Linked DNA regions of Homo sapiens: region 2 is linked to region 1. The links are chromatin contacts, found by Hi-C in ENCODE. All regions are on one chromosome and are shown on one strand. Each heading gives the region's core, a stretch centred on a gene start or an enhancer-like site at or near the end of the contact. The rest is flanking DNA. Distances are from core to core; before and after follow the strand shown.

Region 1 (7,101 bases), core at 3,773-6,272:
AGTCTGAACTTCACAGATCATCTCTTTTGCACAATATTTTTGCTTTCCTTCACAGAAACCATCAGGGTTTTCGTCAATCTATCTTGCCAGTTTAGACTATATTAAACTTGTTTATTTTAGAATAATTTTATTTAGAATATAGATATGTATGGTTTCTAGTTTCTAACTCCATGAACAGAGTAATATTTCTCCAGATTCTGTTTATGTGCATGTTCAGCCAAGATATCTTCACTACATAAAACGTAAAAGAGCCTCTAATAGTGGGGGCATTTGGCTGTGTGTGGAGTTAAGCCCAGATCAAAGGGCAGGACACTTGTAGTGCACAGATAAGCTAGAGCATTCTCTAGCCACAAGTTTTTCACTATGAAACTGACATTTAGTGCCCACTAAACAACTGACATATAGTACTCCTGCCATAAAATTAGTTAGATTTGCACTTTCTGATCTAAATATTCAGCAACTATAGGTATTTCTTTAACATCTGTCCCCAATATTAGACCACAGGAGACCCCATTTCTCTGTGTACCACAGCATGCCCGATGCCCAGCACATGGCAGATGCTCACAAATAATTGTTAAATGAATAACCAAGCAGAATGTGCTCACTGGATTTAGTGGCATGAGGTCAGTGAGAGCAGTTTTGGGAAATTGTAAGGGCTAAAGTGGAAACAGTTCAGGGCGACGAGTGAAACACCATGTATCTTACACAAGGCCTGAGAGGAGGGAAGTAGAAAGAGCTAGCGTGGTGTGGGTATTCCAAGCAGGGTTTTGCGTGGGAGAGTCCGGATGATATATAAATGGTGACAAGATAGATCTTTTAGAGAGGAAGGGGTAGAAAATACTGAAAAAGGAAGAGTAAGCCAAAGCATCCCTGAAAATACAGGAAGAATGAGGACCCAGGGACCAGTGTTAATTAAGATGGGGACACGTTTGCTGTTATGACAAAGGCAGGAACATGATGGTTCTTGGTAGATGTGGTGGCAGGCCATGGCCCTGTGTGTTCTCAAGTGATTTCTATTTGCTCGGAGAAGTAAAAGTCAAGATCATCTTCTGAAAAAGTTGGGCAAGCCTGCGCATTTGGGAAGAGTTGGGAAAATTATAATTAAGTCATTTAGGAGAGTCAGTCATGAGCTGACTAGAAAAAAAATAGAAAGTCTGTCAATATCACATTCTGCACCATCAACAATCAGGTGATCGGTCCTACTGGCGGGACGCCGGCCTGGGCATGTGCTTAGCAGACAGCAGGTAGGGCCAGATGGGTAACCCTACAGGGAAAGCAGTGGCTTTGGAATCGAAAGATTTGGGCCCAAGGCCAAGATCTGCTATTAAGGAGCTGTCCGACTTGGAGGAGTCATTTCACTTCTTTAGGCCTTAGGGTTTTTCCATTTACAAAATGACAGAGTTGCGTAGAAACCTCCGAGGTCCCTTCTAGCCCTAAAAGGACTCTTTATAAAATAACCAGCAAATTAGTCTAATGGCAGCATCATTGATACAGAATAAAAGTTCAGAATTGAACAGGAACCATAATTCCTGCCTGGTCCATGGCTCCATTGCTTTCCGACATGCATTACACAAGACCTCCCCTCTGGTCTGCCTCCCAGTCTACTTGCACCCTGACAGCTACACGATAAACATGATCATATGGAGTTCTTTGCTTCAATCCTTCCCATGGTCCCCATCACTATGTAGATGAGCCCAGACTCTTCAGGCCAGCCCAGGAAGCTCTTGGTCATCGGTTCCCACTCACCTGCCTGCTTCATTGTCTCATTGAAATACTAACTGCAAAATTGTTTTTCAAAATAAAAAAAAAAAAGGATAGGAACAGATTTGTTAAAGGACATAAAATTACAGCTAGACAGGATGAATAAATTCTAGTGTTCTAGATCACCAGAGGATGACTGTAATTAACAATAATACGTAGTTCCAAATAGCTAGAAGGATACTGAATATTCCAAACACAAAAAAATGATAAATGTTGCAGATGATGAACATCATTATGTATTCCATGAATATGTTCATTGTCAATTTCTTAAAAATTAAAAAAGAAAAATAGAGAAATATATAGCATTTTTAAAAATTAATGCATTAATAAGGGTTATTTGAATCCCTTAAACATACCCATCCTCTATTCTAGTGGCATATATATTGTCTTGCTATTTTAAGACAGTTCAATTTTAAAACACTGTACTCAGAGATTGGGGCCAAGCGGTTCTCAGCAGCAACAGTGAAAATTTTGTGGCTGGGTTAAAATATACTAAAGTGAATTCTTTTCACTTTCTAAGGTGAGTACAATATAAGTTAAAGCCTTCCCAAAAGAAATGGGCTTTCCAGAGGAAGTGAAGACAGAATATAAATAACATTCCCCACTCATTAAAAGAATGGTATTCAATGATGTTTACACATGTGGTTATCACTCTTTAAACTTAAGTCTAAATATACTTTTAAAGCTGTAGGTAAAGTAGTAATTTACTGAAGCCAAACCACAAAGAAATTTCAGGAATGCATCCAGGTTATATAATTCTATTCCCTGCTATATAAAGAGAATTCTAATAGCTTCTATTTTGGTCATCTATTCACCAGTTTTGACTTAGAACTGATTTTTGGAACATAAAATAATTTGAGAAATTAAGTTTCAGTTTAATTAAGTTTTTAGGTAAGAGGCAGAAATGTAAGCTCCCCACCACTGAACAGCAATTGTTACACAAGGGGTACCTGGCAAGGGGGCTTCTACCTGCCCCCAGAACTCTCCATCCTCTCCCTCTCATGTTTGGGAATTTTCTTGTCCTCTTGACACCTTTATTTACCTTCATTTCAGAAATTCTACACTAGCAGGAGTGACCCTGGCAAGAGAGGGAGGGGCAATGAGAAGAAAGGTTCAAGCAAGGGTCAATGAATGTTAGGAAAAAATCAGCTTCTGGCTGAGTGGTAGGGGGAGGGGTGGTGTTCCAGAACCTTCTGTGTACTTGAGGTGGAAGGAGGGCAATTGGACTAGCTTTTACAGAAGACTTGGGAGATGGAAGGAAACACATTAAAAAACGACATGAGAGCACAGGAGGTAGGAAAGACTAAATTATTCCAGGGAGCCATAAGACACCTAACTTAGCCGGAGCTGCGGCCTTGGTGGAAAACAGAAATACATTCTATCTAAAATTTAATAAATTCAGTATGTGCTTCTGATGCTGGAAAATAAAAATTCTAAGCAATCCAAGAAGATCATCTTTGAAGAACAATACCTTCTTAAGGGCCAGGGCAATATCCATAGATATTCACTCTCCTTTCCTGGAAAGAATAACAAGAATGAGAAAGCGCTCAGATTTTAAACAAGTAAGTGCCAAAATATAAATCTAATGGACTAAATGATAGCATTTATATGGCTAAGCCCTCATTCAGTAGGCTGGAAAATTTAAGCCAAGGAAATCTCTAATACATACAATAAAAAACAAAGAGAAGGAAAATAATAAAGAATCGCTTTCAAGAGGCCTAAAATCCACCTACTCGATTTCTAGGTGAAGATACATTAATATTAGTGGGGAGAAAATATCCTAAGCTAGAGAAGACTTCAGATAGTAAAGCTCAAAAATAAAAGGACCGATGACAAAAAGATAGTGGTGAAATTTTAGAACTAAGGATAAAGCAAAAAGTCCTATATGGTTCAAAGAGGTAAAAAGACACACACACACTCACACACACAATCAACTATGTCGTAAGTCTAACATCAGACTTATTGGCTACACTAGATTGTAGGTATCAGAGGTGCAATGCCTTCAAAGTTCAGAAACAATAATTTTGAATCTAGACTGAAATAATCAAGTGTGAAAGCAAAATCAGACATTTTCAAACATGCAATAACAGTGCTTACCATCTATGCATATTATACATCAAAAGTTACTCAAAGGGAGGAGCCTACCAAATGAAAAAAGGAATCTAAGGAAGAGGATGACATGAAATTAAAAAAGTAAAAAAAAAAACCCAAAAACAAACAAACAAACAAAAAACAGTAAAAGCTAAATATAACCCCAAAGCAGAGAAATGTCTATAAAGAAGTGAAGCTACTGGGAAAATCTCCTTCAAGTGGCAAAATTTCATGACCCACGATGGGAGTTCTTTCTCTATGGATCTAATTCTATTACTCGGCTCCGCAGTGAATAATATTTGCATAATGGCTTTAGGTTTTCAGAAGCCACTCAGAGACAAAACAAAAAACATATTCATAGTTTGGCTATAGAAATAAGAAATAAGTGTATTAACTGTGACACTGTAATAGGCAGAGTCTAGCTAATTGGGAGGTCATGAGTAGGGTGACAGACCCTCTTGGGACCAAGGGGGTTCCCGCATATGGGACTTTCAGAGCTAAAACTGGGAAAGTCCTGTGTAAACCAGGACTAGTTTGACATCTTAGTCATAGGGTAGAAGAAATGAATAAAGGATGCTAATGTCATTTTTCAGACCAAGGTTCAATAGATGCTTTAGAAAAGAAATAAGTTGGAGACAAGACAAATATAGCAACTGTTAGCAGTGACTGTACTTGAGGAATAAGTTTTTTATATTTGATTTCACCCTTTCCAAACTTTAGATTTTTAAAACAATACATCCACTTAGAGCACAATGGGTCAACTCTTATTCACAAGGTATCTAACTTCTAACAGAGAATATTTCAAAATGAGAACAACCTAGAACTCCAAACATGTGAAGCCAACTAAAAATAATTAAATAAGAGATTTTTATCTAAACTCTGATATGAAAGCAAGGGTATAAACAAACCAAGGAAAGGAAGGTCTGCTCTCCTGTCCAGGGGCCATGTCTGTACTCTTGTGAAGGATGAATGATCACAGAAAAGGACAAGAAGAAGACCCTAGTGAACCAAAAAACAGAAAAAAAAAAGGGACCAACTGAGCCACGTTAATTACAGTAATAAGCCATTTATATTCCACATTGCCACCACAGCTACTGCTGGAGAAACCAGAGTTCATCCACGTCAGAACGGCTCAAAAGACACAATGCTGTTTCTCTCTCCCTCTCAAAAGGTGTGGCTGTGTGTGTCATGTGTTACACTAGCTTTTTTTTTTAAAAAAAGTCATGAGTTACATACAATGATCTGGCCATTTTATGGCAAAACTGTTACTTATAGAAAAAATTCAAAATAGAGGTCTTTTCATGAGCATTAATACTTTGAAGTTTGTGTAATGACCCTGAAGAGGTATCTATAGATACAATGTTTTTTTCTTTAGAGAAAACTCAAGTCTTAGGTATGCTGACTCCACAGTTATTTGCACAGGAAGCCATTAACTTATCTGCAAATAGTAACTCACCATAAAGATAATAATTGTTTCATACCCTTCAACTCAAAAATGCCTCTGTTAACACCCAAAAGATACAATATTTATTTTAAATTCAAAATACAAAAAGCCCATAGTCCTGCTTTCTGTAAGCCACTAGTTACCAAGCATATAATCAACACCCATTATGAGTGTTGTACAGTGCATGAAACCAGGGGCCTTAATATATTTAACTGCTTGACGAGTCCTGGCCAGATCACTGCAATTCTATCAGGTTTCGTTTTTTTAAGATACACAGTGTTTTAAAAACATACCTGAAATCAGGATGTAGCTTATAATTAACATGAACATTTAACAGTTTATTTATGCTCCCTGAAAAGTTGTTAAATCAATTATCTTAAAAATCCAGAGTCTAGCAACTAAGAAAACCAAAAAATGCCACATACACAGCTCACTGGAAATGCATGTGATAATAACTAATATAATTGAACTTATGAAAATAATGTTTTATAAATGTGGCTCCAGGTAAGCTCAGATATTGTCCTATAAGTGAAGACAGCTGAGATTAGAAACATTAAGAAGAACAAAATTAGCTCAAAGTAGATGCTTGTTTCCCAATTGTTTTTAATTACAAATTACACTTAGTGTATCCACAAATTCCAAAACAAGAAACAACAGAACTACACTCCTAAAATGTCCACTCATGACTTTTCTATTTTTCATTTTAATTAGAAGACTATTAAGATTCCCATTCATTATCTCGGGGCATTAAAAACATTTCAATGTCATTTATCAAGAGCAAAATTTGCAGCACAGTCTCCACAACTCCAAAAACAAAATTTAAAAAGAAAAAAAGTCTGTGAAAGCTGCAATTTACTTGCTTGCCAGGAGGCTAATTGGAATGTGCTGGAGTAAAGGTAATGAAATGATGTAAAACATTTGTGTGAAAGTCAAAGCATTCTGTGATAAGCCCGTGAAGGGTAGGAACCATATCTGTCCCTCATTTTCATTTCCTTTGGTTCCTGGTGATAGCTCTATTGAATATTCAAATTAAACAGGTTTGAGAACTAATTATTTTTCCAGAAAAAGAGTCCCTTAACTACTTCAACACCTGGATTGTTTTAAGTTTCTACATCCCCCAAAAATGCTCCCAACTCTTCTTGGAAGAATAACATCCTGTAAATTCCTACCCACTCCTACTCTGAGGTCGGCTACAAACCACAGCCTTGTAACTTTTAGGCAAAGATGCTGGTGTCTGTATGAATCCACAAGCATGAAAATGATGACGTATCTCCAAGCATTTGTTCTGTTCTCTACAAAATCAAGATTTATTGTTCAATTGTTTTATTACTTCATTACTTTAATGGGTTTTCTTCCAGAATTAGGCTTAAAGCCTGGAATTGAAAATTAAATTTTTCCATATGTCTGAATTTAAACCATTGGCTCTAATAATGGGGAATCTATTTTTTCTTTCAGTTGAAATATTTTAGATGTTTATTTTTATTCACTTAATTCTTTACAAAAAATGCTTTATCCCAAAGCTGAGTTTCTGACCTCTATGCACTTTTCAAGTTAGTCTTGAGTGTGGTTTTCTTGTGGAAGTCAGTGTGGCACTGGATAACATACTGAGGGCATACTATGTGCCTCCTGAGCTTCCCATCCTTTTTCTCCCCAACTACTGCTTTAAAATTTCTCCAACTCCATCAAGCTCTCCTAGCCTACCCTAGGCCACATATTTTACTACATTCTCATATTATTTTCTACCTCCCATGTGGCTGCTTGATCACAGTTCTTTTTTTTTTCTTCTTCCTCTTTTTTTCTTTTTT
Region 2 (7,783 bases), core at 3,132-5,631, 1.5 Mb before region 1:
TCTCCATTGTATTCACTACATATCACAAGCACTAAGAACAGTGCCTAAATACGGACTCAATGAATACTTCAGTGCATAAATGAATATTTGAATATTTGAGTAAATGTTCTTCATGGCAATTAGGAGAGTTGGAATGTTACAAATGGTGCCATTTGGGGTCCATCCCACAATACGCTTTTAAAATCTGGGTTTCTTTCCTTAGCCGTGCTGCATAAAAGTGGACGTGAAACAATGTCCTCTGCGTACCATGTGCTCATCAAAACCGCATGTGGGCACCACAACCCTGTATGCTGATTTTGAAAACATTGGATATATTTCTTTTCTATAAGAGAGTTATCAAAAAGTATCTAACTCAAGAAAGTGAGATTATCTTTTAGTGACAATGAAACAAAATGGAATAAATGTATATCAACTTTTTATTTATTTATATTTATTTATTTATATTTGAGATGGAGTCTTGCTCTGTTGCCCAGGCTGGAGTACAGTGGCACAATCTCAGCTCTGCAACCTCTGCCTCCCAGGTTCAAGCAATTCTCCTGCCTCAGCCTCCCAATCCCTGGGACTACAGGCATACACTACCACACCTGGCTAATTTTTGTATTTTTAGTAGAGATGGGGTTTCACCATGTTTGCCAGGCTAGTCTCAAACTCCTGACCTCAGGTGAGCCACCCGCCTCGGCCTCCCGAAGTGCTGGGGTTACAGGTGTGAGCCACCGCACCCAGCCTCAGCTTTTTAAATGTTTAACCATAGCACTGATATAGCTAACATTTATTGAACACTTTGCTGATTCCAATGACCATGCTACGGGTTTCATAGGCATCTTTTTGTGTATTGTTCATAATGTCCTTTGAGGTGGCCTTATCATTATGCCCATTTTACAGATACAGGGGCTAAGGTTGAGGCTTGTCCATCATCACGCACACATTGTGTGGCACAGCCTGTGCTCAGACTCCAAAGCGCGTGTCCTGGAGTGCTGTGCCCTCCTGCCTCTCAAGTTTGTGACTTCCTTTTCCCTGTTAGAGAGAAGACAGTTAAATGGAAGATAAGTTCTGTTTTTGATCTCGACAATCTAATTTCTCAGTTCTTTGTAAAGTACTTACAATGTGACAGTGACTGTGAGAGTCAAGATAAAATGACAGAACTGAAGGAGAACTTCTCCTTTGAGAAGTTCAGGATGGGAATGGAGTAAAACAATGAGATAAATAGGAGCTCTGGAAAAGGCACTATAAAGAGATGGAAATAATATTTTAGCTTAAACTGGTCTCGGAGTTTCAACAAATGTATATTTTAAAATCCCAGTGCTGTGTTCAGTCCCACTTCTCCCTCACTAAAATGATAACAAAATCCTGTTTCAGAAGGAGGAATTGAAGTCCTTCAAGCTATAAATATCCTTCTTAGGGAAACTGCCTGTTTGGTAAACATCCCCCGGGGAGTTTTTTGGTCAAATTTGACTCATAGATTGATTGACATTTCCACGTAATCCAGTTAAACTAGTTAATATTATTTTCCTACTTTTAGTGACTCAGTGATGTGGAGAGTAAGGATGCACTATGTCAAAGATATTTTAAATCAGATTTAATGTAATCTAGTCATAAGCAGCTAACTTAGTGTATGCCCAACTATGAGCCAATATTACAGCAAATGAGTTTGCTGCTGTCTCCTTGAATTCACATTTATTTATAACATATTTTGTCTGGCTGTTCAGTGGAGAGTTTTCTAGATATTAATTGTTTACTTTGCCAAAAGACATATTAATAAACTTGAATCAATTACATGTTTATAAGGTACACATGCTTCTCACTATAGTCACTTATACAATACTAATTTTTGTTTCCTCTTACATAAAGCCTCAGAATACCCAGATAAAATTCCACAGGAGATTTTTGTATATATGTTGCCTGTTTCTAATTGCCTCCTTCCAAATTAGACTAGATTAGGCACTGATCATTGAGCCATCCTGGAGTTTAACACCATGTTAGAGTCACAGTCACCCTTGCAGCTTCTCCTGAAAGACACCCGGCTGTCACATCTGCATTGCATTTCCTTGTTTATTGGTGCTTCGTTAGTGCACAGATTGGATGCATGTTTCCCACACCCATCCTCAACTGTGAACTGCCAGCTGAAGTATTAGGTTTCTATGATTCAGTCCATTCACCACTCTTGCCTCTTCCAGCGCTGATGCACTAAAGCAAAATATAACCCAGTGTATGCCTTTCGACATTTCTGTCCTGTATTGGTGCTCTTGTGGGAATGGAGAGGTTATTTTTGAAGATGATAGTATTTTTAGGTGAACATCTCAGCTAATAGAAACATGAACTGTGTCTTTAATATTCAATCACAGAAGCAACAAAAAAGAAAAGAAAAAGATTTACTGATAACAAATCTATTACATACATAAAAATAGAACGCATAATTTAGAGTCAACTTGACATCACCATCAGATTAGTTTAGATTACTCTGAGTACAAAATAGATGTGCTTTGCATTGAGTTTTTAAATTGTGTTGTCAAGCATTGTCAATTTTTTAGGGCAACAAAAGTTGCTCAGTTACTTTTAGGACTCAGTGAATAATGTTCTAGTGTCCTTTCCATACTTTCTAGATCTGCTGTATGTAATACAGCAGTCACTAGCTACGGATGGCTATTTAAATTACAGAATATTTAAATTAACTGAAATGGAATAAAATTAAATTACTCCTTAATTTTAATTATGGTCAGTTGCACTGGCCACATTTTAAGTGGTCAATAACCCCATGAGGCTAGTGGCTACCTTATTGGACCCTGTACAATGCAGAACATTTTTATCATCTCAGAAAGTTCTGTTGTTCAGCAGTGGCCTAGATAATTAAAGTACCTCTGAGCCCTTGGCTTTTTTTAAAAGTCAACATAAGAAGCTGTCATTGGTGACGCATCACTCTAATTTCTGTAAAACTGCCTTTAAGAATACTGGCTCTCGTTTTGTCAATGAATCCAGTGCAGAAAATCCACATAGCAATTTCTCTAGAGCTCAGGACTAAAAGGAAATCTGTCTTTTTAGTATTAATTCTTCAATGTTTCTTATCACAGACAACGAATTAGTAACATTTCTCATCTTAGCATCTAGGAAGGTCAAATTCAACTTGCGCACTCTGTTGTGATGATTTGGGGGCAGGGAAGTGGGTAACTGGACCTTCTAATAGAGAAAATTCTTTTTCTCTCGGCTAAACCTAAATCCCCATCACCAAGGCAAAAGCATCCTTTAGTTATTTGGCTGTTATCTTTTTGTTTTTCTCAATAGCAGCTTTTTTGGGGATATAATCCACATGCCGTATAACTCATCTATCTAAAGCATGTAATTCAGTGATTTTAGTATATTTATAAAGCTATGCATCTATTACTCCAATCAATTTTAAAACACTTTCGTCAGTCCCAAATAAAAACAGTTACCCATTAGCCGTCACTCTTTTCTTCCCTCCTCTTCCTTCCCCACTTCTCCCAGCCCTGGGAAACTACTAATCTACTTTCTGTTTCTACATGTTTACCTGTTCTGAATAGTTCATATACATAGGTCATATAATATGTGGCCTTTTGTGACTGGTTGTTTTTAATCTCTATATTTATTATAATTGCCTCAACATTTTGTAGAAGTAGAGTAAAAACAAGTAATTTTTTAAAATGATTGAACGCCTACTATATATGAAGTACTATGCTTCTTGCTATAGGGCAGAGGTTGGCAAATGTTTTCTGTAGAGGACCAGATAGTAAATATTTTTAGTTTTGTGGGCCAAATAGTCTCTGTTGCTATTAGCGTGTTATTATAGAGTGAAAGCAGCCATAGAAAAATCTGTAAATAGAAAACCATGGCAGTGCTCCCACAAAATTTTGTTTACCAAAACAGGTGGCCTGCTCTAGGGATATAAAGATGAGAAAGAAAATGGTCCCTAACCAAATAAGTGTCATAATGCAAGTACACAAGCGTTCCTCACTGCAGGGCCTCTTCCTTTCTATTCTCTCTTCCTGGGCATTCTCCTGCCTGCCCCTGGCCTGGCCAGCTCCTGATTGGTTCTTCCTGTTTTTCCTTCTCTCCAGATTAGATCAGATTCTTCTTACGGGCTCAGTAGGCTTCTCCTTCATAGCATTTCCCTGAACTATGTGAAATCTTGTGTGATCAGTCATTTTAAGCCTGTTTTCTCTGCTAAAATGTAAGTGTATCTAACCTTGATCACCATAGTAGTCCCAGCCCCTGACCTTGTTCTTTGCACATAGCAGTCACTCCCGTATTTGCTGAGTTTCTCAAATCTAAACCATAGGGTGGAAAACGTACGCACACAAATGAAAGCATACACAAAGCAAAGCATTGGCTTCGGGCTTCAGCTGCCTGAGTCATAGCGTGATTCTGCTTCACCAACTTGCTTATCTTCTCAGCACCTCGGTTACCACATGTATAAAATGAGAATCATAATAGTAGCTAGCTCAGAAGAATGATTAGTGGTTTACCACTGTATTAGTCCATTTTCATGCTGCTGATAAAGACAACTCGAGACTGGGTGATTTATAAAGAAAAACATGTTTAATGGACTCACAGTTCCACATGGCTGGGGAGGCCTCACAATTATGGTGGAAGGCGAAAGGCACATCTTACATGGTGGCAGACAGGAGAGAATGAAAGCCAGGCAAAAGGGGAAACCCCTTATAAAATCATCAGATCTCATGAGATTTATTCGCTACCACAAGAACAGTCTGGGGGAAACCACCCCCATGACTCAATTATCTCCCATCGGGTCCCTTCCACAACGCATAGGAATTGTGGGAGCTACAAGTCAAGATGAGATTTGGGTAGTGACACAGCTAAACCATATCAACCGCTAAGCATAGAATATGTTCAATAGAGGTCAGCTCTCATCCCAGAGGGAGTTCAAAGGCTGTGGAGGTAAAACACATATGCAGTGCAAGCAAGGCTTTGTGAAGTTCCTAGCAGCTGCCCTCAGGAGGACTTTCAGTTTAAAGGGTGTTCTACCCACGTTGGAGGTCAAAGGAAATGAAATTCTTGGAATTCACGGCTGGTATTACCTAAGGGTGTTTGAGTCGGAAGGTGCCTGGTAAGGATCAGGAATGCATTGATGCGATGAGCACAGAAACAGCACAGAACTAATCAAGAGGCCTGAGTTTAGTCCACCTGGTTCCTGCTGTGTGGCCCAGGTCTTACTGAGTAACTTCTCTGAGCCTCAAGTTGCTCATTTTCAAAGTGTTAATGAAACTAACTGCCACATCTCCAATGAGAAAATGCAAGGGAAAGGACTGTGTTTACTATAAAACAATGTCTATGCCAGTCTCATTCTTTTAGAAACCTGCAGAGTATTCCATAGTATAAATATACCACAACTTATCTAGGATTTTCTGTATCAATGAACATTGCCATTTTTGCTCTTTGAATAATTGTATCTTTAGAGCTTTGCCTTGTCTCATATTTAGTTCATTGGAATACATATATTATGCTAACAATAATAAGCATGAAAAAAATTTCAAATTTTTTAACTCCATGAGGTAAACTAAATAAGGTAAAAGAAATTAAACTAAGGAAATTATGACAATAAAATGTTTTGAAGACTTCAGGTTTTTTAAAATGTTAGTCATAATCAAGAAAAAAACAAAGTTGCCTATAGTGGTAGATTCATAACCAATATATTTCTTTAATCAAAGTTTAAAATATTTTCATTTCTGATTACTAAAAATACATTAATATAAGAAGAATGATTGTTTTATAAAAGAATTCACAGTACAATATCTTTAAGTACTATGTTTTCTAGAATTTATTTCTTATATAAAATGCAGTTTTCTTTAATTTTTTATTTTTTTTTTTGAGATTGGGTTTGCGCTGTCACCCAGGCTGTAGTGCACTGGTGCAGTAATGGCTCACTGCAGCCTCAGCCTCCTGGGCTCAAGCAGTCTTCCTCCCACTTCATTACCTGGGACTACAGATGCATGCCACTGTGCCTGGATAATCTTTTGATTTTTTTTTTTTTTTTTTTTTGAGATGAGGTGTCACTTTGTAACCCAGGCTGGCAGGTGTATTTCCTTTTTTTTTTTTTTTTTTTTTGAGATGGAGTCTCGCTCTGTCACCCAGGCTGGAGTGCAGTGGCGCCATCTCAGCTCACTGCAAGCTCTGCCTCCCAGGTTCACGCCATTCTCCTGCCTCAGCCTCCCGAGTAGCTGGGACTACAGGTGCCCGCCACCACGCCCAGCTAATTTTTTGTATTTTTAGTAGAGACAGGGTTTCACAGTGTTAGCCAGGATGGTCTTGATCTCCTGACCTTGTGATCCACCAACCTCAGCCTCCCAAAGTGCTGGGATTACAGGCGTGAGCCACCAATGTATTTCTTTTATTAAGAAAATGTGTTTCCTGTAGTGTTCTGTTTTAAAAACAGTCAACTCACATGACCAGAACCAGATGCTTTGTTTTATTTTAGTTACAAATCATCATGTAGTCCTTTTTGGAAAGAACTTAGCAAATTTTCATTATTTATTTAATATTTATTATTTATTTGTGTGTAGTTTTTAATCCCCTAAAGGATGTAAAGCATCCAGCATTAATCATATTTTATTGAATTATAGGAATTAATAATTTGGGGACTTATTTTCTTTAAAAGTATAAATTATTAAATTATCATCTGCTTAGTGCAGAAAGTTTGGAAACTCTTGAAATTCACAAAAGAAAAAGAGTTACCTGAAGACCCCCTGAGCAAATGAATATAGTTATTTTTTTAATTGTCTTAAAATGAAAATGTTATTTTTGTCATCTACATGATTATTTTTAAAGGACAAAAGTTTTGCATATGTAAGGGAGAATAATATTTCTTCCTTATTTTTCCTCCCCAAATAGTCTACTCAAAGATAAAGAGCATGTACTTTCCCACCTTCGCAAACAACCCCTAAAACTCTTGCATACACTACCGAGCTGGCATACTGAACCCAAAAAAGAAGGAAGTTACTCCTTTTGCTACTACCATTTGCTGTGTTTGTGGACATTTTGTTTGTTTGCAGTGGGATGATTTGTTTTCTTTAAATAGCTTTCCCAGCATAACAAACTGCCCGCAAGAAAAGTTGACTGTCCTTACAGAACAGCAGAGTGTGTGCAGCCGATGTTGTTTTTGCTGTCCTTTCTTTAGACCTGTAGCTTCCTCCTCCTTACAGATTACACTGAGCTTTTTCCCCTTCTTACACTCGTGGCCTACATTCCAGGAGATCAAGCCTGGCACATGTTAATGAATGTAGGTTTTATTTAGAAACATGACCACTTGTCACTGCCCAGTGTCATGTTATCGGGCAGAGACTACCAACATTTGTCTACAGTGAGCATTTTCATACTTCTATACACAGACAAGGGGAAACTTTCATCCCCACGCAGGATATAGCTTTTTGCTCTGCAGAGTCTAACTTTTGCAAGTGGAAGCTTCATGGTGGTGGCGGAGGACCTGAGTGCCCTGAGGATGGCAGAGGACAGCTGTGTGGATGCAGATCTCCCAGATTGTAACTGCGATGTCACAAGGCAGGCATCTTCTTGAGTTTCTTCCATTGTACATAGCTTTCATGTTACGTGGGGTTTGTAGGATAGACGCTGGAAGCCTTAATCCAGAACTGTTTTTGCCAATGTTACATGAAGAGGATTGGTGTTGGGAGATAGCTGGCCATGTGGACTCCCAAGAGTTATTCGTTGGTTTGTTTTCTAGTACCTCTACTGGGCATGCAGAGCTGGACAAAAAGGTTAATGGACTTTATTATGACTCTGTATTCCAGTTGTCTCTGGA

Evidence for each region. Hi-C counts contacts between places; a loop is a spot of excess contacts on that map. Pooled maps may share reads with other maps.
Region 2: a loop to region 1 is called in a pooled map, with 4 times the contacts of the local background. The contact joins two enhancer-like sites. A Hi-C loop is called at or near these places in 2 of 37 single-sample maps with no recorded cell type and 2 of 50 pooled maps.

Annotation. Positions count from the first base shown.
Region 1 is chr6:150,634,257-150,641,357 of GRCh38, reverse strand. The region is part of intron 1 of PLEKHG1 (pleckstrin homology and RhoGEF domain containing G1); the gene reads right to left. Among named protein-coding and RNA genes, the nearest start is that of PLEKHG1, 38 kb to the right of the region's middle. RefSeq lists an enhancer at 4,245-4,464. Within about 2 kb of position 5,022, at least 4 of the 41 ENCODE cell types and tissues checked have a DNase peak (open chromatin) inside an H3K27ac peak, as active enhancers do.
Region 2 is chr6:152,167,854-152,175,636 of GRCh38, reverse strand. The region is part of intron 130 of SYNE1 (spectrin repeat containing nuclear envelope protein 1); the gene reads left to right. Among named protein-coding and RNA genes, the nearest start is that of SYNE1-AS1, 210 kb to the left of the region's middle. RefSeq lists a silencer at 4,316-4,516. Within about 2 kb of position 4,381, at least 6 of the 41 ENCODE cell types and tissues checked have a DNase peak (open chromatin) inside an H3K27ac peak, as active enhancers do.